4 separate regions of the Homo sapiens genome follow, and regions 2, 3 and 4 are each linked to region 1. A link is a loop called in an ENCODE intact Hi-C map of the cell type or tissue named here. Cell type or tissue: B cell. All regions are shown on one strand. Region 1 holds the start of FIS1 (fission, mitochondrial 1). Region 2 holds the start of VGF (VGF nerve growth factor inducible). Region 3 overlaps MOGAT3 (monoacylglycerol O-acyltransferase 3). Region 4 holds the start of IFT22 (intraflagellar transport 22).

What was found. Hi-C counts contacts between places; a loop is a spot of excess contacts. Peaks named below come from ENCODE experiments on the same cell type or tissue, not always from the same donor. Only the 100,000 strongest peaks of a DNase experiment are listed, where the experiment ranks them.
Region 2: it touches region 1 in a loop (13-fold over the local background); 6 of 110 quality-filtered maps call a loop at or near these places.
Region 3: it touches region 1 in a loop (9-fold over the local background); 5 of 110 quality-filtered maps call a loop at or near these places.
Region 4: it touches region 1 in a loop (13-fold over the local background); 8 of 110 quality-filtered maps call a loop at or near these places.

What each region holds. Positions count from the first base shown.
Region 1 is chr7:101,242,039-101,247,038 of GRCh38, reverse strand. It overlaps FIS1 (fission, mitochondrial 1), which reads left to right and starts at 1,958. Exons shown (of 5, transcript NM_016068.3): 1 at 1,958-2,079; 2 at 2,900-3,032. The coding sequence starts at 2,035. RefSeq lists enhancers at 1,935-2,174, 2,265-2,314. In B cell, CTCF peaks have their summits at 2,442 and 2,644 (motif pointing right); DNase peaks (open chromatin) are centred at 2,048 and 2,608; H3K4me3 peaks cover 1,808 bases; H3K27ac peaks cover 1,929 bases.
Region 2 is chr7:101,163,609-101,168,608 of GRCh38, reverse strand. It overlaps VGF (VGF nerve growth factor inducible), which reads left to right and starts at 3,040. Exons shown (of 2, transcript NM_003378.4): 1 at 3,040-3,235; 2 at 3,746-5,000. The coding sequence starts at 3,766. RefSeq lists silencers at 3,010-3,109, 4,872-5,000. In B cell, no CTCF peak of the experiment used is centred here; DNase peaks (open chromatin) are centred at 2,978, 3,808, 4,058, 4,828 and 2 weaker places; H3K4me3 peaks cover 1,243 bases; H3K27me3 peaks cover 4,792 bases.
Region 3 is chr7:101,190,076-101,195,075 of GRCh38, reverse strand. It overlaps MOGAT3 (monoacylglycerol O-acyltransferase 3), which reads left to right. Exons shown (of 7, transcript NM_178176.4): 7 at 1-69. Among named protein-coding and RNA genes, the nearest start is that of MOGAT3, 8.5 kb to the left of the region's middle. In B cell, CTCF peaks have their summits at 2,205 and 2,404 (motif pointing right); a DNase peak (open chromatin) is centred at 2,385.
Region 4 is chr7:101,319,817-101,324,816 of GRCh38, reverse strand. It overlaps IFT22 (intraflagellar transport 22), which reads left to right and starts at 3,005. Exons shown (of 5, transcript NM_022777.4): 1 at 3,005-3,146. The coding sequence starts at 3,108. RefSeq lists a silencer at 3,163-3,282. In B cell, no CTCF peak of the experiment used is centred here; a DNase peak (open chromatin) is centred at 3,026; H3K4me3 peaks cover 1,425 bases; H3K27ac peaks cover 1,486 bases.

The DNA.
Region 1 (5,000 bases):
GTCCTTTGTGCCACCCCAAGGCCCAGGCAAAATTAGGTGCTGTATACTTCTCTGAATGAACATGAAGTTTTCCCCTTGAGGCTTATGCTAGTGGGCAGCCAGTTCCCCAACCTGGGGATTCTCTCAAGGCTTACAGAGCTTACTGTATCAGTCATTTCAACCATCCACGCCAAATAGGGAAGAATAACTCTTGTCTTTCTAACTCACGAGACTATTATGAGGAGAAAAATATTAGAGGCTTGGCTGGGCACGGTGGCTCACGCCTGTAATCCCAGCACTTTGGGAGGCCGAGGCAGTCTGATCACCTGAGGTCAAGAGTTTCAGACCAGCCTAGCTGACATGGTAAAACCCCATCTCTGCTAAAAATACAAAAATTAGCTGGGTGTGATGGCCGGCGCCTGTAATCCCAGCTACTTGGGAGGCTGAAGCAAGAGAATCGCTTGAACCCAGGAGGCGGAGGTTGCAGTGAGCCGAGATTGTGCCACTGCGCTCCAGCCTGGGTGACAGAGCGAGAAACTGTCTCGGAAAAAAAAAACAAAAAACAAAAAACAACCTGGGTGTGGTGGTGCACACCTGTAGTCCCAGCTTCTTGGGAGACTAAGGCAGGAGGATTACAGGAGCTCAGGAGGTCAAGGCTGCAGTAAGCTCTGATTGTGCCGCTGCATGCACTCCAGCCTGGGCCACAGAATGAGACCCTGTCTCTAAAAAATAATAAAAATTAAAGGGGCTTTGCAAACGCGGAAGGTGTCTGGATGATTATCCCCTGCATGTGCAGTGCCTTGTTTACAATTAATTTGCTTTTTCCGTGTTTATTCAACAAATATTTATTGAGCCCTCACTCTCTGCCAAGCCCTGTGCTAGATGCTGGATAAGCAAGGTAAGTCTCTGCCCTCAAGGAACTTACACTCCAATGTGACTCAAGGGGAAAAGAATTTGAAAGTTGCTACTTACCCAGTCCCCTCACTGCACAGAAACTGAAGCCAGAGGTGTCCACACCTTTCTCCTTCCCATGCTCTGATAGCTCCTCACTGCTAAGCTCCCCATTGCCCGTGACCCCATGTGGCAGGTTTCCCGCCTGGGGTGCACTCCCAAAATGGTTTATGTAAATAATATTGAAAATTGGACCTTCTCTGCCAATAATGGGGCCGTTGCTTTTTGAAAAACTTCCCGTTGATAGTGTCTCCTATGACTACCCCTGTGTGGCTGTGTGGTTTACAGATCCAGTTGCCTCTGCTCTTGCATTGTGAGAGTCAGCAGAGGCCCAAGAAACCCCGATACTAGTTTGCTGCTGTTGGTGGGTTTTTTGAGACAAGGTCTCTGTCGCTCAAGCTGGAGTGCAGTGGCGCGATAACTCACTGCAGCCTCGAACTCCCGGACTCAAGCGATCCTCCTGCCTCAGCCGCCCCAGTAGCTGGGAGTACAGGTGCACGCCACCACGCCGGTTGATTTTTTTAAAAATTTTGTAGAGATAGGGTCTCGCTATGTTGCTCAGGCTGGTCTTGAACTCCTGGCCTCCAGCGATCTTCCCGCCGCGGCCTCCCAAGTTGTTGGGCTTCGGACGTGAGCTACGCGCCGGGCTCCCGGTTCTAGTTAAGATTTTGTTGCAGGCGATGAATAGTCACGTGGCCTCCAAGGTCCTAGATTTCTGAGGGGCGTCAGCTTGGCACCCTAATGTACTGTGATCTCTGGTCAGCTACCCACCCTCTTTTTGCTGTTTTCATCCTGGGGGCTAACCGCCAAGACATGGCCTCCAGTTTCCCTAGGGAAGCCTCCACAGAGGAAGGCACCGGCTGAGGCACCTGGGAAGACCAACCTGGGGAAGGTCTCCCTGCGCGCAGTCTGCGGGCTGGAGGGACCGGCCGAGCCTGCGCACTAGCGCCCCGCCGGCGCTGCTGAACTGAGAGGAAGGGGCGGGGCGTCGCCAGGTCGTGCCAGCATCCGCCGGACGCCGGAAGTGGTTCTCCGCCCCTGCCACTGGGCCATGGAGACTGTGGCACAGTAGACTGTAGTGTGAGGCTCGCGGGGGCAGTGGCCATGGAGGCCGTGCTGAACGAGCTGGTGTCTGTGGAGGACCTGCTGGTGAGGCCTGGCCCGGACAGAGGGAAAGGGAAGGTCGGAGGGCGGGTCCTGAGGAGAGTCAGGTAGGGGCCGAACCCTCCTCCCGGCATCGGCTTGGCCGAGGGAAGCCGAACTACGGCTCCCGGCAGCCTCCACAGCGCCTGGCTCCTGCCCGGAGGGCCTGCTATGCCGCAGAGGCTCCTGGGAGTTGTAGTGTCCTGAGCCCCCCACACCTCAGACTACGGGCCTGGAGCCCGACCGTGGTTAGACTGACGGGATCTGGGATCATGCAGGAGCTGTGAGCTCAGGGCGCTCCTCCAGCGGTGGAGGAATACAGTGACCATCATAAGGTGTCACCTATTACTGCGTCCGGCACGGTGCTAAGGCATCGCATGCCAGATCTCAGTCTTTGTAGCTCTAGGAGGTAGGCACTACTTCTATTCCTGGACAATAAAAGGTCCAGGCCCGGCAGGGTGGGGCAGGATGGGGCCAGCAGCCTCAAATGAGGACCGCGTGGGCTGTTGAGCAGTTCTGACAGCGTGTTTACTGTTCGGCCGCCGGGGTCAGCTGCTCCGGGAGCGGTGCCTGGAGCTGCCACCAGGTGGCATCTCCGCTCGGTACCGCCGCGGGGAGGGGAGACCGGGGGCCTCTGTCCCAAGAGCTGGCCCGCAGGCCCGGAGGAGCCGAAAGCCTGGGTCCCGGGCATGGAGATAGCAGAAGCTGGGGTGCCAGATACCGAGACCTGCGAGGGAAAGGGGCAGAGCCAGGGAGATGGCATGTCCAGATAGAGAATGGTTGACGCCCTACATTTCTAAATGATTCCTTTCCTCCCCTGTGGCAGAAGTTTGAAAAGAAATTTCAGTCTGAGAAGGCAGCAGGCTCGGTGTCCAAGAGCACGCAGTTTGAGTACGCCTGGTGCCTGGTGCGGAGCAAGTACAATGATGACATCCGTAAAGGCATCGTGCTGCTCGAGGGTGAGGCGCTGTACTCTCCCTTTCCCGCTGCCATCTGGGCTGCTCTGCGATGTGGGCCCCGTAGTCCAGGCACCTCTGAGTTGTCTCCGGTAGATTTACTGCACCAAGGGCTATACTTAGCTTGACGTCTCCCAGTGAACTTTTGGCTACTTACCGCCCACCATTGTTTTGCCAGACAGAGTGTAGCATGTCAGTTCCCCCAGGACTGTCTTGATCTGGGAAAGTGACTTGAGGTCACCCAACTAATCAGTTAATGGCTGAATTGGGACTAGAAGCTCCTGTTTTGTGAGACCTAGGCCCATGCCCTTCCCCCCAACACCACCACCGTGTTGCTTAGCAGCTATTGAGAATCTTTTGTGGCATGGAAGAGGTACAGAGGACTGTCCTACAAAATTGTGAGCAGATAGTGCTTTTTGTTTTTTGTTTTTGTTTGAGACGGAGTCTTGCTCTGTCCCCCAGGCTGGAGTACAGTGGCGCTGTCTCAGCTCACTGCAACCACCACCTCCCGGTTCAAGCAATTCTCCTGCATCAACATCCTGAGTAGCTGGGATTACAGGTGCCCACTACCACGCCCAGCTAATTTTTGTATTTTTTGTAGAGATAGGGTTTCACCATGTTGGTCAGGCTGGTCTCTAACTCCTGACCTCAGGTGATCTGCCCACCTCGGCCTCCCACAGTGTTGGGATTACAGGTGTGAGCCACCTCGTCCAGCCAGATAGTGCTTTTTGGATGGGAACCCTATTTCCTATTGGTTTTAGGTGGGTCATCATTTGTCAGAGGCCACAATACTTAACCACTTAGTTTCTCTGTAGCTCCTTGTGTTCAAATAATCATTTATAAGCACACAGTCAGTGTACAGCCATCCCTCTGTAGCCATGGGGGATTGGTTCTAGGAACCCCACCCCCACAGATACCAATAGCCACCCAAGTCCCGTATATAAAATCGCATGGTATTTACATGTAACCTGTGCACCTTCTCCCATATACTTTAAATCATCTGTAGATTACTTATAATACCAAATACAATGTAAATGCTGTGTAAATAGTATACTGTATTGTTTAGGGAATAATGGCAAGAAAAAAAGGTCTGTTCATGTTCAATACAGATGCAACTATCTTTTTTTTTTTTCTGAGTATTTTTGATCCATGGTTCGTTGAATCTATGAATACAGAATGCTGACTGTGTTAGCAAAGGATGCCTATTGAAAATCTATAAAAATGGCCAGGCACAGTGGCTCACACCTGTAATCCCAGCACCTTGGGAGGCCAGGGCAGGCGGATCACGAGGTCAGGGGTTCGAGACCAGCCTAATCAACATGGTGAAACCCTGTCTCTACTAAAAATACAAAAATTAGCTGGGCCTGGTGGCGCACACCTTTAATCCCAGCTACGCAGTAGGCTGAGGCAGGAGAATCACTTGAACTCGGGAGACAGAGGTTGCAGTGAGCCAAGATCACGCCATTGCACTCCAGCCTGGGCAACACAGTGAGACTCCGTCTCAAAAAAAAAAAAAAAAAAACTATAAAAATAAGACTCTTTCTTAAAAGATACAAATAATTTTACCCTATGTTTGTCTACTTCGGCAATTCAGATTTTCAGGTTTATTCTACAGCAGGGTGTAGGTGTAGAAGAAACAGCCTCTCTAAGTGTTGCCAGTCTAGTTGAGAAAACAGTACAGACAGGAAGATTTATAAACACCTGCAGAATTATTTAGCAACAAATTCTAGTGCATACAGTACAGTTATCCTCTGGGAAGTCTCTGAATTAAGAAAGTCAGGTGGGGCCAGGCACTGTGGCTCATGCCTGTAATCTCAGCACTTTGGGAGGCCAAGGCCAGAGGATGGCTTGAAGTCAGGAATTTGAGACCACCTGGCCTGTCTGTGTAACAAAGATGTTTAAATTAGCCAGGCATGGTGGTGTGTGCTTATAGTCCCAGCTACTTGGGAGGCTGAGGCAGGAGGATCACTG
Region 2 (5,000 bases), 78 kb after region 1:
CAATACCAGGCATCCCCAACTAGGTCCCCATATGGGCTCTGCCTTTTCCAGCACTCTGTCTCTCCCAGTCTCTTCACTTCTCTTTCTTTTTCTACTGTCTCCCTCCTTTCCCTATCCCAAGAACCTGTGCCCAGTCCAGAAGCCCCTAGAGGCAGCAGGGTATGAAGGGCACAGCTCACCCCCAGTAGAGGCGAGTAGTGTGTGAATGAGCTGACCCAGGTAGGGAACTGGGATGGAGAGAGGCAGAAACAGAATGAGTCCAGAGACCATGCAGACAGAGTCAAGACCCAGATTGTGGAATCTCCAAGCCTTTTGTGCCCCAGGCATTCATATCCACCCCGCTCCCTCACGACAGGACGACTGGAGCCTTGGGGATGCTGATTTCTGAGAAACTCTCCTGGGCTTGTGAGCTTAAGTGGAGGAAGGGAGGGATGTGGAGTGGGGGCATGTGTGTGCTTACACACACATTGTTGTGTACCACCAAGCCAGGCACACTTTTTGGACACCAGCGGATGCCCAGAACTGGGTGTGCTCAAAGACTCCAAACTGCATGGGCATACAGGCATGCAGAAGAGATAAAAAAAAAAAACAAAAAAAAACAACCCAGCACACACACACGCGCGCGTGCACACACACCCACACCTGGAAGCAAACACAAACACAGCCACACAGACTGGAATAGAACATCACATAGTTAAATTGGAAACACTACCATGCCCATCCACTCTTGATCTGATTAAATACACAATTGCTTCCCCCCATTCCCTTTCTTTTTCTCCCCGCCCCGGCCATGTATCTCATTCATCTCCATACACACATAAACACACATGCACAAGCCATGTACATGTACACGCAGGTGTGTGTGCATACACAAGCCAACAGGCAAATACAGTTTCTCCAGGTGCCCGTCTTCTCTCATCTTGCAACTTGGTCTCTGATCCCCATCAGCCACTCAGTCAGCCCCCTTGGCTCCCTCCCTCCCCTCTCCCTTCTCTCTTGGATGGCTTCCCCTCCCCCTCTCCAGATGTCTGAGCCATCTCTCTCTGATTCATCCTCCTCAGGAAGGTAACGTGACCCCCTCCCCATCCCACTGCTCTCTGTATCCAGGCTGGGAAGATGAAGGGGACATGGGGGCGGGGAGAGGAAGGAGGGGAGGCCGTGGTTAGTTGTGCGTGGGGATGGGAGGCATCGCCTCGGGGTCTCCTACCCCCTCTTTTCCCTCCTTTCTTTGGAATCTCCACTGTCACCTTGGTTCTCAGTTTTTTTTTCTCCTTTAGCCTGCTCCTTCTACCTGTTCCAGATCCCTTCATTCCTTCCTCCTCCCCTGCCCCCATCTCTTCTCTCTTTTCTCCCTCTCCACTCCTCCCCATTTCTTTCCCCGCAGAGCTGATGGGCTTTCTTCTGGGAAAGTCGAGCCACTGATGGAAGCGAGAAGCCACTGCTGGTTATAGAGAGAAAGCACGTGAGTGTGTGTGTAGGGAGGGGGAGGTTAGAAGGAGGGTCAGTGCCAGGAAGAGGTGAGGAGGGGGGCGAGGACCGTTTCTGAAAGAGTCTCTAAGACCCTGACAGACAGCCCTGACCTTGGTTTCCAGAGTCTCAGGGTGCGGGTGCCCTGCGTGTGCCCACGAGCACCCCTATGTCCGCAGTTCGTGTGTGTCTGGCGTGTGTCATTGTCATTCCCCCCTTCCCTGCCCACGCCCCCGCACCGCTCTCTGCCAGCACCGCAGCCCCCTCCAGGCTTCCTCCCTCCCTCCCCTTCATTCCTGCAGTGGCTGCCCCCCTTGCCACCCTCTCCTCTCCCCTGCCCCCTCCCCATTTCCGTCCTCCCCCCCACCCCCGCCCACGGCTGGTCTCCCTTCACCGGACCCAGCTCTCTGATGGATTCTCTTTGCGCAAATCTGTGCGTCATCGCCCCCCACCCCCGGAACCTCTAGCTGTCCAAGCCCCCAGCCCCAACCTCTCTGGCAGGAGATACGGTCGAAGGGGCTGGTGGCAGAGAGGGGCTATCTCTGACGTTGCAGGTCCCCCTCCCATCGCGTTCAAACCTTCCCTTTAAGCGGTGGAGAGAGCTGGAGTTGAGTCACCCCCCCCCCACCTGCGCAACCCCCTCCCCACCTGCTCTGGTCTCGCCCTCCAAACGTCCTTGGGGGAGGGGAGCGGCAGGAGGGAAAGCGACTGGGGGAGTGTGGGAAGAGATGGGCCGAAGGGGGCACAGCGGGGGGCCTTGACACAAGCGGCAGTCAGGGGACAGAAGGACAGACACACCTTTTTCTCCAGACACAGCACGGATCGTGAAACAGACACGACCCAGAGGCACACACATCCTCATTCTTTCCCTTTTCTCTTCCGACTCGGACCCTTCCCGATGGGATTACCAAAACCGCAAGATCCACCCATCTGCCCCTGTCAGGGGGCTGCCACCCGCACTGCCGATTCGCGGACAGCGCCCGCAGGCGTGCAGATCTGTCCCTCTGCACTCAGGTTCACGCCGTCCTTGGGCGCGTGGTCTCGGGGTGGGGAACCCGGCCCCCTGGTCGGCTCTTGAATCTTTATCCTTCCCCTCCCCAGTATTGAGCTCCCACTGGTGCCCAGTCAGACGCTGGGACTACCCTTTTTCTATTCCACTCAGCAACGCGGGCTCCATCCAGCAGCTCCAAGTTGCTCTGCAACCCACCCTCCCGCCTTCCAGCGCCTCTGCATCCACCCTTCCATTCATTCTCCCATTCATTCATTCATCCTTTTCTCCTCGTCCCTCCTTCATTCATTCATAGCCCCCCGCCCTGCCCGCTTCAGCATTTCATTCATTCATTCATTCATTCATTTCCCGGAGCTCCGCTAGCGCACACCCCTTCAGCCGAAGGCCCCAGCGCGCAGGCGCAGGCCGGGAGAGGCAGGCACCCTCCAATCGTCGGGCGTCCTTCCTCCTCCGGGCGGCCGCCCGCTTCCCCATGAATGAACATTGACGTCAATGGGGCGGGGCGCGCCCACGTGACCCCGCGCGCTCCCCTTTATAAGGCGGTGGAGGCGCGGGCGCTGTCCAGCGTGCTGAAGCCGGAGCGAGCTAGCCGCCCGGAGCCGCGCCGACCCAGCTGAGCCCAGCCCACGGGACGCCAGACCTCGACCGTCGCTCCTACCCCGGCCACCGCTCGGAGCCGAGGCGGACGCGTCCCGATCTTCCCCTGTCCCCACCCTGCCCCGACCCTCCTCTCCACCTCTCGCGTCGTGACACCAGCTGGTAAATACTCCGCTGTTCGTCCCTCAAACCCTCGGCAGCCAGCCGTGGGCGTGAGGGAGGGTTCTCTCTCCTCTCGATGGGGGTGTTGCAAACACAGCGGGGAGCCCCCTGGTAAGGGTCCCCGGTAAACGGGGGAGTCGCAGCTTTTTCTCTTGCTGCTGAAGTCGCCCACGCACCATCCGGGGAGTCCTACGGGGAGGGAGCAGAGATTTTTTTTTCCCCCATATTGCTGCTGCTTAGTACGTGGGCGATGGCAGTGAGATGGCTCAGGGAAGGGGCCGAGGAGGCCCTGGGTAAGCGAGGGCTTCGGGGGTTATTTTCCCATTTACACGGCTCCAGAGATCGGCACAACATCTTCCTCCTTTGCTCCTAAACGTTCCTCTTCTGGGTAAGGTTTGGGGGATCAGGGAAGCCCCGGGTTTCCTGCTGAAAGGTGGGGGAAGGGAACGTAGACCTAGAGAGGGGAATTCTTACAGAAATCCTCTTTTTTTGGTCCCTTCTATTTTTCAGTCTCCGGCAGCCTCTTGGTCATGAAAGCCCTCAGATTGTCGGCTTCCGCCCTCTTCTGCCTTCTGCTGATCAACGGGTTAGGGGCAGCACCCCCTGGTCGCCCTGAGGCGCAGCCTCCTCCTCTCAGCTCTGAGCATAAAGAGCCGGTAGCCGGGGACGCAGTGCCCGGGCCAAAGGATGGCAGCGCCCCAGAGGTCCGAGGCGCTCGGAATTCCGAGCCGCAGGACGAGGGAGAGCTTTTCCAGGGCGTGGATCCCCGGGCGCTGGCCGCGGTGCTGCTGCAGGCACTCGACCGTCCCGCCTCACCCCCGGCACCAAGCGGCTCCCAGCAGGGGCCGGAGGAAGAAGCAGCTGAAGCTCTGCTGACCGAGACCGTGCGCAGCCAGACCCACAGCCTCCCGGCGCCGGAGAGCCCGGAGCCCGCGGCTCCGCCTCGCCCTCAGACTCCGGAGAATGGGCCCGAGGCGAGCGATCCCTCCGAGGAGCTCGAGGCGCTAGCGTCCCTGCTCCAGGAACTGCGAGATTTCAGTCCAAGTAGCGCCAAGCGCCAGCAGGAGACGGCGGCAGCAGAGACGGAAACCCGCACGCACACGCTGACCCGAGTGAATCTGGAGAGCCCGGGGCCAGAGCGCGTATGGCGCGCTTCCTGGGGAGAGTTCCAGGCGCGTGTCCCGGAGCGCGCGCCCCTGCCGCCCCCGGCCCCCTCTCAATTCCAGGCGCGTATGCCCGACAGCGGGCCCCTTCCCGAAACCCACAAGTTCGGGGAAGGAGTGTCCTCCCCCAAAACACACCTAGGCGAGGCATTGGCACCCCTGTCCAAGGCGTACCAAGGCGTGGCCGCCCCGTTCCCCAAGGCGCGCCGGCCGGAGAGCGCACTCCTGGGCGGCTCCGAGGCGGGCGAGCGCCTTCTCCAGCAAGGGCTGGCGCAGGTGGAGGCCGGGCGGCGGCAGGCGGAGGCCACGCGGCAGGCCGCGGCGCAGGAAGAGCGGCTGGCCGACCTCGCCTCGGACCTGCTGCTCCAGTATTTGCTGCAGGGCGGGGCCCGGCAGCGCGGCCTCGGGGGTCGGGGGCTGCAGGAGGCGGCGGAGGAGCGAGAGAGTGCAAGGGAGGAGGAGGAGGCGGAGCAGGAGAGACGCGGCGGGGAGGAGAGGGTGGGGGAAGAGGATGAGGAGGCGGCCGAGGCGGAGGCAGAGGCGGAGGAGGCGGAGAGGGCGCGGCAGAACGCGCTCCTGTTCGCGGAGGAGGAGGACGGGGA
Region 3 (5,000 bases), 52 kb after region 1:
CCTTGGACAAGCCTCTTCCTTTTGCCTGTTTACTTCTTTGTCTGTAAATAAAGGCATCTGCTTAGCAAAGAGCTGTTGGGCATTGGGATGGAGTTAGGAGGGAGGATGCGTGGAGAGGCAGGCTTTGAAGAGTGAGCAGGATTTAGATGGAGGTGAAGTTAGGGTAGATGGCGGAATTCCAAGAGCTAAAGGTAAGAGCAGTCAAGGGCACTTAACAGGACGGGGAAATGGTACCATCCCCAGTGAAGGAAAAATAGAGTTAAGAACACAGCTGAGGCTGGGCGCGGTGGCTCACGCCTGTAATCCCAGCACTTTGGGAGGCTGAGGCGGGCGGATCACGAGGTCAGGAGATCGAGACCATCCTGGCTAACAAGGTGAAACCCCGTCTCTACTAAAAATACAAAAACTTAACCAGGCATGGTGGCGGGCGCCTGTAGTCCCAGCTACTGAGAGGTTGAGGCAGGAGAATGGCGTGAACCCGTGAGGCGGAGCTTGCAGTGAACCGAGATTGTGCCACTGCACTCCAACATGGGAGACAGAGCCAGACTCCGTCTCAAAAAAAAAAAAAAAAAAAAAAGCTTATGTCCTATGGCCGGCTGCTGTGGCTCACACCTATAATCCCAGCACTTTGGGAGGCTGAGGCAGGTGGATCACGAGGTCAAGAGATCAAGACCATCATGGCCAACATGGTGAAACCCCGTCTCTACTAAAAATACAAAAATTAGCTGGGCGTGGTGGTGCTCTCCTGTAGACCCAGCTACTCAGGAGGCTGAGGCAGGAGAATTGCTTGAACACGGGAGGCGGAGGTTGTGTTGAGCCAAGATCGCACCATTGCACTCCAGCCTGGGCAACAAGAGTGAAACTCCGGCTAAAAAGAAAAAAAAATGAAAAAAATGAAAAAAAAAATTCTAGAAATTAGCCAGGTGTGGTGGCTTATGATTGTCATCCCAGCTACTTGGGAGGTAGAGGTGGGAGACTCTCTTAAGCCTAGGAGGTCAAGGGTGCAGTGAGCCGAGATCGTGCCACGGCACTCCAGCCTGGGTAACGAAGCGAGACCCGTCTCAAACAGACAAACAAAAAGAGCCCTGGGGTGGTCACAGCATCCTCTGACTTTGGTCAATCCTATTTGCTGGCTGGCTTTGTGTATCCAGGACTTCATCAAGAATAACTCATTGAAATGTAATTGGAATGCCCTATATTTGCTTCTACCGTCCTATAAAATTTATTTGTGGGAAGAATTTTCCCTTTATTGCATGAAAATATGGGCAGTCCCATGACTTCCCTGGGTCATTCTCAGATAATAAGTTCTACATTCATTTTAAGTTGGAGCATAGAAATGTTTCGTTCAGGCCAGGCATGGTGGCTCATGCCTGTAAGCCCAGCACTTTAGGAGGCCGAGGCAGGAGGATCACCTAAGACCAGGAGTTCAAGACCAGCCTGGCCAACATAGTGAACCCCGTCTCTACCAAAAATACAAAAATTAGCTGGGCGTAGTGGCAGGTGTCTGTAATCCCAACTACTCCAGAGATTGAGGCAGGAGAATCGCTTGAACCCGGAGGCGGAGGTTGCAGTGAGCCGAGATTGCACCGCTGCACTCCAGCCTGGGCGACAGAGTAAGACTGTGTCAAAAAATAAAAACAAATAAAAATAAAAATAAATCAGCTCTGGGTTTGAGCAACCTCGGCCTGGATACCCTTGGAGTTCAGGCAGGCCTCGACGTGGCCACTTGTCCTTCCCCCTTTCCTGCCGTGGGAGCATCCAACCAGTCACAATCCGGCCAATAGATTTCTCCAGTGGGCACATTTTCCAGACACTGGGGATGGGCGGGGTATGGTAGTATGCATCTGTCATCCCAGAGTTTGAGAAGCCAAGGTGGGAGGATCGCTTGAGGCCAGGAGTTACAGGCTGAGCCAAGATTGCACCACAGCACCAGCCTGGGCAACAGAGCAAAACCCGTCTTTTATTTTATTTTATTTTATTTATTTATTTATGTTTTTTGAGATGGAGTCTCGCTCTGTCGCCCAGGCTGGAGTGCAGTGGCGCGATCTCCGCTGACTGCAAGCTCCGCCTCCCGGGTTCACGCCATTCTCCTGGCTCAGCCTCCCGAGTAGCTGGGACTACAGGCGTCTGCCACCACTCCTGGCTAATTTTTTGTATTTTTTTTTTAGTAGAGATGGGGTTTCACCGTGTTTGCCAGGATGGTCTCGATCTCCTGACCTCGTGATCCGCTCGCCTCGGCCTCCCAAAGTGCTGGGGTTACAGGCGTGAGCCACCAAGCCCGGCCCAAAATCCGTCTTTTGAAAAAGAGGAAGAAGGAACAGCATTCGCAGCTTTATGAGCTCAGCCTGCCGCTTTTCTTTCGGCGCCATTCTCTCCTGCCATCCTCCATGTGGCCACCAGAGGGCGGTCTCTACACAGAAGGCAAATCTGTCCCTCTCTTGCTTGAAGTCCTCGGGGGCTAGCCAGCCTCTGCCTACAGGCTGGGTCCAAGGTGCAGCCCCACCCAGGGCAGACGACCCAGAACTGCTTGTTCTTGCAAACCAGGCTGTGTTTCAGCCCTGGGCTTTACTCAGGCTGTCCCTTCCCACCTGAGGGACCCAGCACCTCTTATCTGGAAGGGGAGTTTCAAGACTCAGTTTAGGTTCCATTTCCAAGACACCTTCCCCAACCTGCCAACCTGCCAGGCTGGTCCAGGGCCCTCCTCGCCATCCCCATAGCTCTGCTTAAAGATCTATCACGACCTTCTCCAGCCTGGCCAACATGGTGAAAACCCATCTTTACTAAAAATACAAAAATTAGCTGGGCATGGTGACAGGTGCCCCTGATCCCAGCTACTTGGGAGGCTGGGGTCCGAGAACCACTTGAACCCGGGAGGCGAAGGTTGCAGTGAGCAGAGATTGCGCCACTGCACTCCAGCCTGGATGACAGAGTGAGACTCCATCTCAAAAAAAAAAAAAATCTGTCACGACCTTCTGTGTTTTTTTGTTTGTTTTGTTATTTTGTTTTTTTGACACAGGATCTAGCTTTGTCACCCAGGCTGGAGCGCAGTGGTTCTACCATGTTGCCCAGGCTGGTCTTGAACTCCTGGGCTGGAGTGATCATCCCACCTCGGCCTCCCAAAGCGCTGGGATTACAAGAGTGAGCTACCGTGCCCAGCCAACAAGAGTGAAGAGGCTGACCAACATGGCAAAACCCTGTCTCTACTAAAAATACAGAATTAGCCGGGCGTGGTGGTGCATGCCTGTAATCCGAGCTACTCAGGAGGCCGAGGCAGGAGAATCGCTTGAACCCGAGAGGCAGAAGTTGCAGTGAGCCGAGATTGTGCCATTGCACTCCAGCCTGGACAACAAGAGCGAAACTCCGTCTCAAAAATATATATATATAGCTCTCAAAGTTTTGGAATCTGGGACGTCCGAGATCAAAGCACCAGCCGAAATGTCGTCTGGAGAGGGTTCACTTCATCACGTGTGTCATCTTCTTGCCCTAACCTCACACGGAGAAGAGAGGAGGGTCTCTCTCAGGTCTCTTTTTTAATGGCACTGTGCTATTATCTATATATCCATTTATAGATCCTATATATAGGTCCGAGGTTCTTGGCTCATAACTCCCAAAGCCCTTGTTATTTCCTAAGTAACTAAAACAATCGGCCCTTCTCTTGTTAGAGTAGTTGGCCTATGTCCTCAATTCCCGAAGCAACTTCGGAACAGCTTCAGAGCGATAAAAGTGAAAGACAGTCTTTTGTTAGAACGTGGGGGCACTTTTGGCCTCAGAAGCAGGCTTCAGAAAACACAATCTGTCTGTCTCTGACCTCCTCCTGGCCTCCTCTCTCCTGCTCCTTTTTCTCACCTAGGCAGGCCATAGAAACTAAAAATATACGGAATCTTCTTCCCTCGCCGTTCTGTCTGAAGCTGGTTATTAAGAGATGCTCTGACCTACCTTGTCTGCTTGTGGGTCATGAGACCCTCATTTCAGAAAGGGTCCTGCCCCATCCCCTGGAGGAAGGAACACTACACAGAGAGAGGCCGAGGAGAATCTGAACAGACAGGCCTGGCTGGGCTTCCCCACTCGGTGTGTTAGTATTAGGTGGTACCCTTTTTGTCCAATCACATTTTTTTTTTTTTTTGAGACAGAGTTTTGCTCTTGTTGCCTAGGCTGGAGTGCAATGGCACGATCTCGGCTCACCACAACCTCTGCCTCCCAGGTTCAAGCAATTCTCCTGCCTCAGCCTCCTGAGTAGCTGGGATTACAGGCATGCACCACCACACCTGGCTAATTTTGTATTTTTAGTAGAGACAGGGTTTCTCCATGTTGGTCAGGCTGGTCTCGAACTCCCGACCTCTAGTGATCCGCCCACCTTGGCCTCCCAAAGTGCTGGGATTACAGGCGTGAGCCACCACGCCCCAGCTTCCAATCACACTTCTACACTGGTGTCAATCATGCCTATCCAAGGAAGCCCCTGTAAAAGACCTGAGGACTGGGTTTGGAGAGCTTCTGGATAGGTGAGAATGTGGAGGTTCTTGGAGGGTGGTGCACTCTGGGAGGACATGGAGTTCCAAACCCCACTCCCCATGCCTCACCCTAGGCATGTCTTCATCTGTATAGTTTTGTTTTCTTTTTTCTGAGACAGGGTCTCACTCTGTCACCCGGGCTGAAATGCAGCCTCCACCTCCCAGGTTCAAGCAATCCTCCTGCCTCAGCCTCCCAAGTAGCTGGGATTACAGGCATGTGCCACCATGCCTGGTTAATTTTTGTATTTTTAATAGAGATGGGGTTTGGCCATGTTGGCCAGGCTGGTCTTGAACTCCTGGCCTCAAGTGATCTTCCTGCCTTGGTCTCCCAAAGGGCTGGGATTACAGGCATGAGCCCAGCCCTGTTTTTGTTTGTTTGTTTTTGTTTTTGAGACAGGCTGTCACTCTGTCTCTCAGGCTGGAGTGCAGTGGCACCATCACAGCTCACTGCAACCTCCGCCTCCCCGGCCTAAGTGATCCTCCTGCTTCAAC
Region 4 (5,000 bases), 78 kb before region 1:
AATTTACAATAATCATCCCAAATGTATACAGCACATATATTGAAGAAATGTAACGCATTTCATATTTTTTATTTCTCTCACCTGGGCCAAAAACTAAAGGTTCTTGGCAAGATTAAGGGAACATTCATTAACTTAAATATTTATAGAGTAAATGAATATGTATGTGTTTCTATGTGTGTGTTATGAAGGGGAAGATGAAACTGACACTTCTTTTATCTTTTTTTTTTTTTCTTGAGATGGAGGCTTGCTCTGTTGCCCACGCTGGAGTGCAGTGGCACGATCACAGCTCACTGCAACCTCTGCCTCCCAGGTTCAAGCGATTCTCCTGCCTCAGCCTCCTGAGTAGCTGGGACTACAGGTGTGCACCACCACACCCGGCTAATTTTTGTATTTTTAGTAGAGACGGGATTTCACCATATTGGCCAGGCTGGTCTCGAACGCCTGACCTCAGGTGATCCACCCACCTCAGCCTCCCAAAGTGCTGGGATTACAGGCATGAGCCACCGCACCTGGCTTTATCTTACTTTTTTTGAGTCAGGGTCTCGTTCTGTTGCTGAGGCTACAGTGCAATGGCACGATCATGGCTCACTGCAGCCTCAAGCTTCTGGGCTCAAGCGATCCTCTCACCTCAGCCTCCCCAGTAGCTGGGACTACAGGCATTCCACCATACCTGGCTGAGTGTGTTTGTGTGTCTGTGTGTGTGTGTGTGTGTGTGTAGAGACAGGGTCTTTCTTATTGCCCAGGCTGGTCTCAAATGCCTGGTGTCAAGTGATCCTCCCACCTCAGTCTCCCAAAGTGCTGAGATTACATGCATGAGCCACTGCACTGGCCCAGAACCAACACTATTCAGCATCTGTGGTGTATCAGGCTTAGAGTTGTGATCAGTGGACCCAAACACCGATGAGACCCTTCAGTGAGGGCGTGTGTTGTTAAGATTTGTAGCACACAAACTACCTCCCAGTGCAATGAAGTAAACGCTGAGGTGAGGAAGCCTGGACTCTGGACCTGGCAAGAGGCACAACCATTACTGTACATAGAGGGGAAATGGCATCTTTACACATAGAAAGGAGAACCGGGCTGGGCGCGGCGGCTCACACTGTGATCCCAGCACTTTAGGAGGCCAAGGCGGGCGGATACCATGAGGTCAGGAGTTTGACACCAGCCTGGCCAACATGGTGAAGCCCTGTTGCTACTAAAAATACAAAAATTAGCCAGGCATGGTGGTATGCGCCTGTAATCCCAGCTACTCGGGAGGCTGAGGCAGGATAATCACTTGAACCGAGGAGGCAGAGGTTGCAGTGAGCCGAGATCTCGCCACTGCACTCCAGCATGGGCGACAGAGCAAGTCTCCATCTCAAAAAAAAAAAAAAACAGAAAAAAAGAAAAGAAAGGAGAACTGGAGCTGCTGAAAGCCCATGGTTCCCGCCTCCTCCCTGACATCAATTTAGGATACTCATCACTTCGCCTTACTGTAATAGCTCCATTTGCAAATGAAAATTAAACTGTACATGGGGGTGGGATCAGTGGCTCAGGCCTGTAATTCCGGCACTTTCAGAGGCTGAGGCGGGCAGATCAGAAAGGACTTGAGGTCAGGGGTTCAAGACCAACCCAGCCAACATGACAAAACCCCGTCTCTACTAAAAACACAAAAATTAGCTGCATGTGATGGCATGTGCCTGTAATCCCAGCTACTCAGGAGGCTGAGGCAGGAGAATCACTTGAACCCGGGAGGTGGAGTTTGCAGTGAGCCGAGATCACACCACTGCACTCCAGCCTGGGCGACAGAGCTAGACTCCATCTCAAAAAATAAAATAAATAAAATAAAATAAAAATAAAAATAATAATAAAAAAAAACCTGTGCATGGGAATGTGCATGGGAAAACACTTGACAAGCGGCACTCTGCAGGGTGGTCTCCCCATCTGGCCTAGAATCTACCAGGACGAAGGGACTGTGCAGAACCTCAAGTGATCCACCTGCCTCGGCCTCCCAAAGTGCTGGGATTACAGGCCTGGGCCACCGCGGCCAGCCAAGTAGTTCTTTTCAATACAAAGACTATGTAACTATGTTACCGAAGGTTAAAGATTTGATACGGGGTTGACTAGAAATTTTTGTCATTTCAGCCCTTTTATGGGCTAGCATATTTTGTACCGGCACTCTCGGCACATAGACATTTAATATCATGGCTTATCCAAAATTCTGACTTGACTCTGTATTTTCAGACTGACCTAACTGATTGAATTTAGCAGCAATGTTTCTAGACACCTGCACTGACTAAACGATTCCAGTCATCATCTCTTTGGTTTCTCCTAGGTCAGACGAATGATAGTGAGTGGTGAATCCTTTTACAGAAACCAGACTTTCACCTGATTTTTTCTGAGCTGTGCCACGGCAGTGATAAATCGGCTCCCAGGTGGACGGCCACAGTGATATCATGCCACAGTGATAAAGGAGTCAAGGCCTGGTTCCAAGGCCAGCTTGGCACTTGTATGGCCTGTCTGAGCTCTCGGGATTATTGGGAGAAACAAAGGTTTGGAAACGGCCATTCCGCCCCCTCCTGGAGTCTTGCTTTCCGCGTCTCTACCGAGACTGGTGGAACGGGCCTGCAGTCCCAGAATTTTGGGAGGTGGAGATGGGAGGATCATTTCAGCCCAGGAGTTCGAAAACAGCCTGGGCAACATAGCAAAACCCAGTCTTACAAATAAAAAAATTTTAAAAATTAGTCGGACGTGATGGCACATGCCTGTAGTGCCAGCTACTCGGGAGGCTGAGGCAGAAAGATCGTTTGAGCCCAAAAGTTGGAGGTTGCAGTGACCCGAGATCGCGCCACTGCGCTCCAGCCTGGGCGACAGAGTGAGACCCTGTCTCTAAAAGAAATACAGGCCAACCCTGCAGAACCGCGTCTGCAGCCCGGGCTTTGTGGCTTCTCTCCGACCCCCTCCCAGTCGCAGACGCGCCCGCTTTCCGCCCCGCGCGCCGGAAGTGGCCGAGTCCCGTCGGCCCTGCGGGCCTCTCTCCGTCGCCATGGAAACGAAAGCGGCCAAGTAGAGCTCCGTCCTGACGCGCCGCCTCCCGTGGGCTCCGGCCGGCTAAGCCGCGGCGGACAACTATGCTGAAAGCCAAGATCCTCTTCGTGGGGCCTTGCGAGGTAAGTCCTGGCCCGGCGCGGCAGAGGGAGCGGGGAGCAGGCCTCGGGGCCTGGGCGAGCGCAGGTCCCCACCCGTCTGATCTGCGGCTTGCTCCCGGAGGCGGGAACCCGGGCCCACCGCGCCCATCCCGACTGGCGCCCCTGCCCTTTCCGTGAACTCGGTGCTTTCAGACCTTGATTCCAACCACTGCCCGGAGGAGGTAGTGGAGGCGAGCCCGGTGTTAATGAGCCCCGAAGGCCCAAGGTACTGAGTGGCATCATTGGAACCATAGCCTAGGTTTCGTGACTCTTTCTTTTGCCCCCGGGATCCCCCTAATGAATGCGTCTGTGGGTCTGGACTTTTGTTTGAGACAGGTTGTCGCTGTGTCGTCCAGGCTGGAGTGCAGTGGTGTGATCATAGCTCACTGCAGCCTCGACTTCCCTGGGCTCAAGCAGTCCTCCTGCCTCAGCCTCCTGAGTACCTGGGACTACAGGCGTGCACCACCACGCCCGACTAAATTTGTTGTTTTTGTTTTGTTTTGTTTTTTTGAGACAGAGTCTCGCCCTGTCACCCAGGCTGGAGTGCAGTGGCATGATCTTGGCTCAGTGCAAACTCCGCCTCCCGGGTTCAAGCGATTCTCCTGCCTCAGCCTCCTGAGTAGCTGAGATTACAGGCCCACGCCATTACCCCTGGCTAATTTTTGTATTTTTTGTAGAGGTGTGTTTTCACCTTGTTGGCCAGGCTGGTCTCTGCTGACCTCAAGTGATCCGCCAGCCTCGGCCTCCCACAGTGCTGGGATTATAGGGATGAGCCACCGCGCCTGGCCTTAATTTGTTAATTATTTGTAGAGACAGGATCTTGCTATGTTGCCTAGCACCTAGGCTGGTCTCCAACTCTTGGGCTCAAACAGTCCTCCCGCCTCAGTCTCTCAAAGTTCTGGGATTACAGGCATGAGCCTTTGCTCGAGTCCTGGGCGTTTTACTATATGGTCCTGGAACCATTGGCTATTAATGTGTGTGTTGGGGGCGTGGTAGTGGGGATCACATCTACATGTATACTTCACATCATCCACAGAAATAAAGCTCAGATGGACTAAGGCTAAATGCGTTTAAAAAAAAAAAAAAAAAAAAAAGGCCGGGCGCGGTGGCTCACGCCTGTAATCCCAGCACTTTGGGAGGCCGAGGCAGGCATATCACAAGGTCAGGAGATCGAGACCATCCTGGCTAACACGGTGAAACCCCGTCTCTACTAAAAATACAAAAAATTAGCCGGGCGTGGTGGCGGGTGCCTGTAGTCCCAGCTACTCGGGAGGCTGAGGCGTGAACCCGGGAGGTGGAGCTTGCAGTGAGCCAAGTCTGCGCCACTGCACTCCAGCCTGGGAGACAGAGCGAGACTCCGTCTCAAAAACTAATAATAATTAAAAAAAAAAAACCCAGCCGGATGCGGAGGCTCACGCTTCTAATCCCAGCACTTTGGGAGGCCAATGCAGGTGGATCACCTGAGGTCAGGAGTTCGAGTCCAGCCTGAGTAACATGGTGAAACCCCATCTGTACTAAAAATACAAAAATTCGCTGGGCTTGGTGGTGCATGCCTGTAATCCCAGTGACTCGGGAGTCTGAGGCAGGAGAATTGCTTGAATCCGGGAGGCAGAGGTTGCAATAAGCCAAGATCGCGCCATTGCACTCCAGCCTGGGGAACAAGAGCGAAACTCCATCTAAAAAAAAAATAAAATAAAACCTGTAGAAGTCTTAGGCCAGGCACAGTGGCTAACACCTGCCAGCACTTTGGGAGGCTGAGGTGGGGAGACCACTTGAGCTCAAGCATTCAAGACCAGCCTGGGCAACATAGGGAAACCCCATCTCTACAAGCAATAC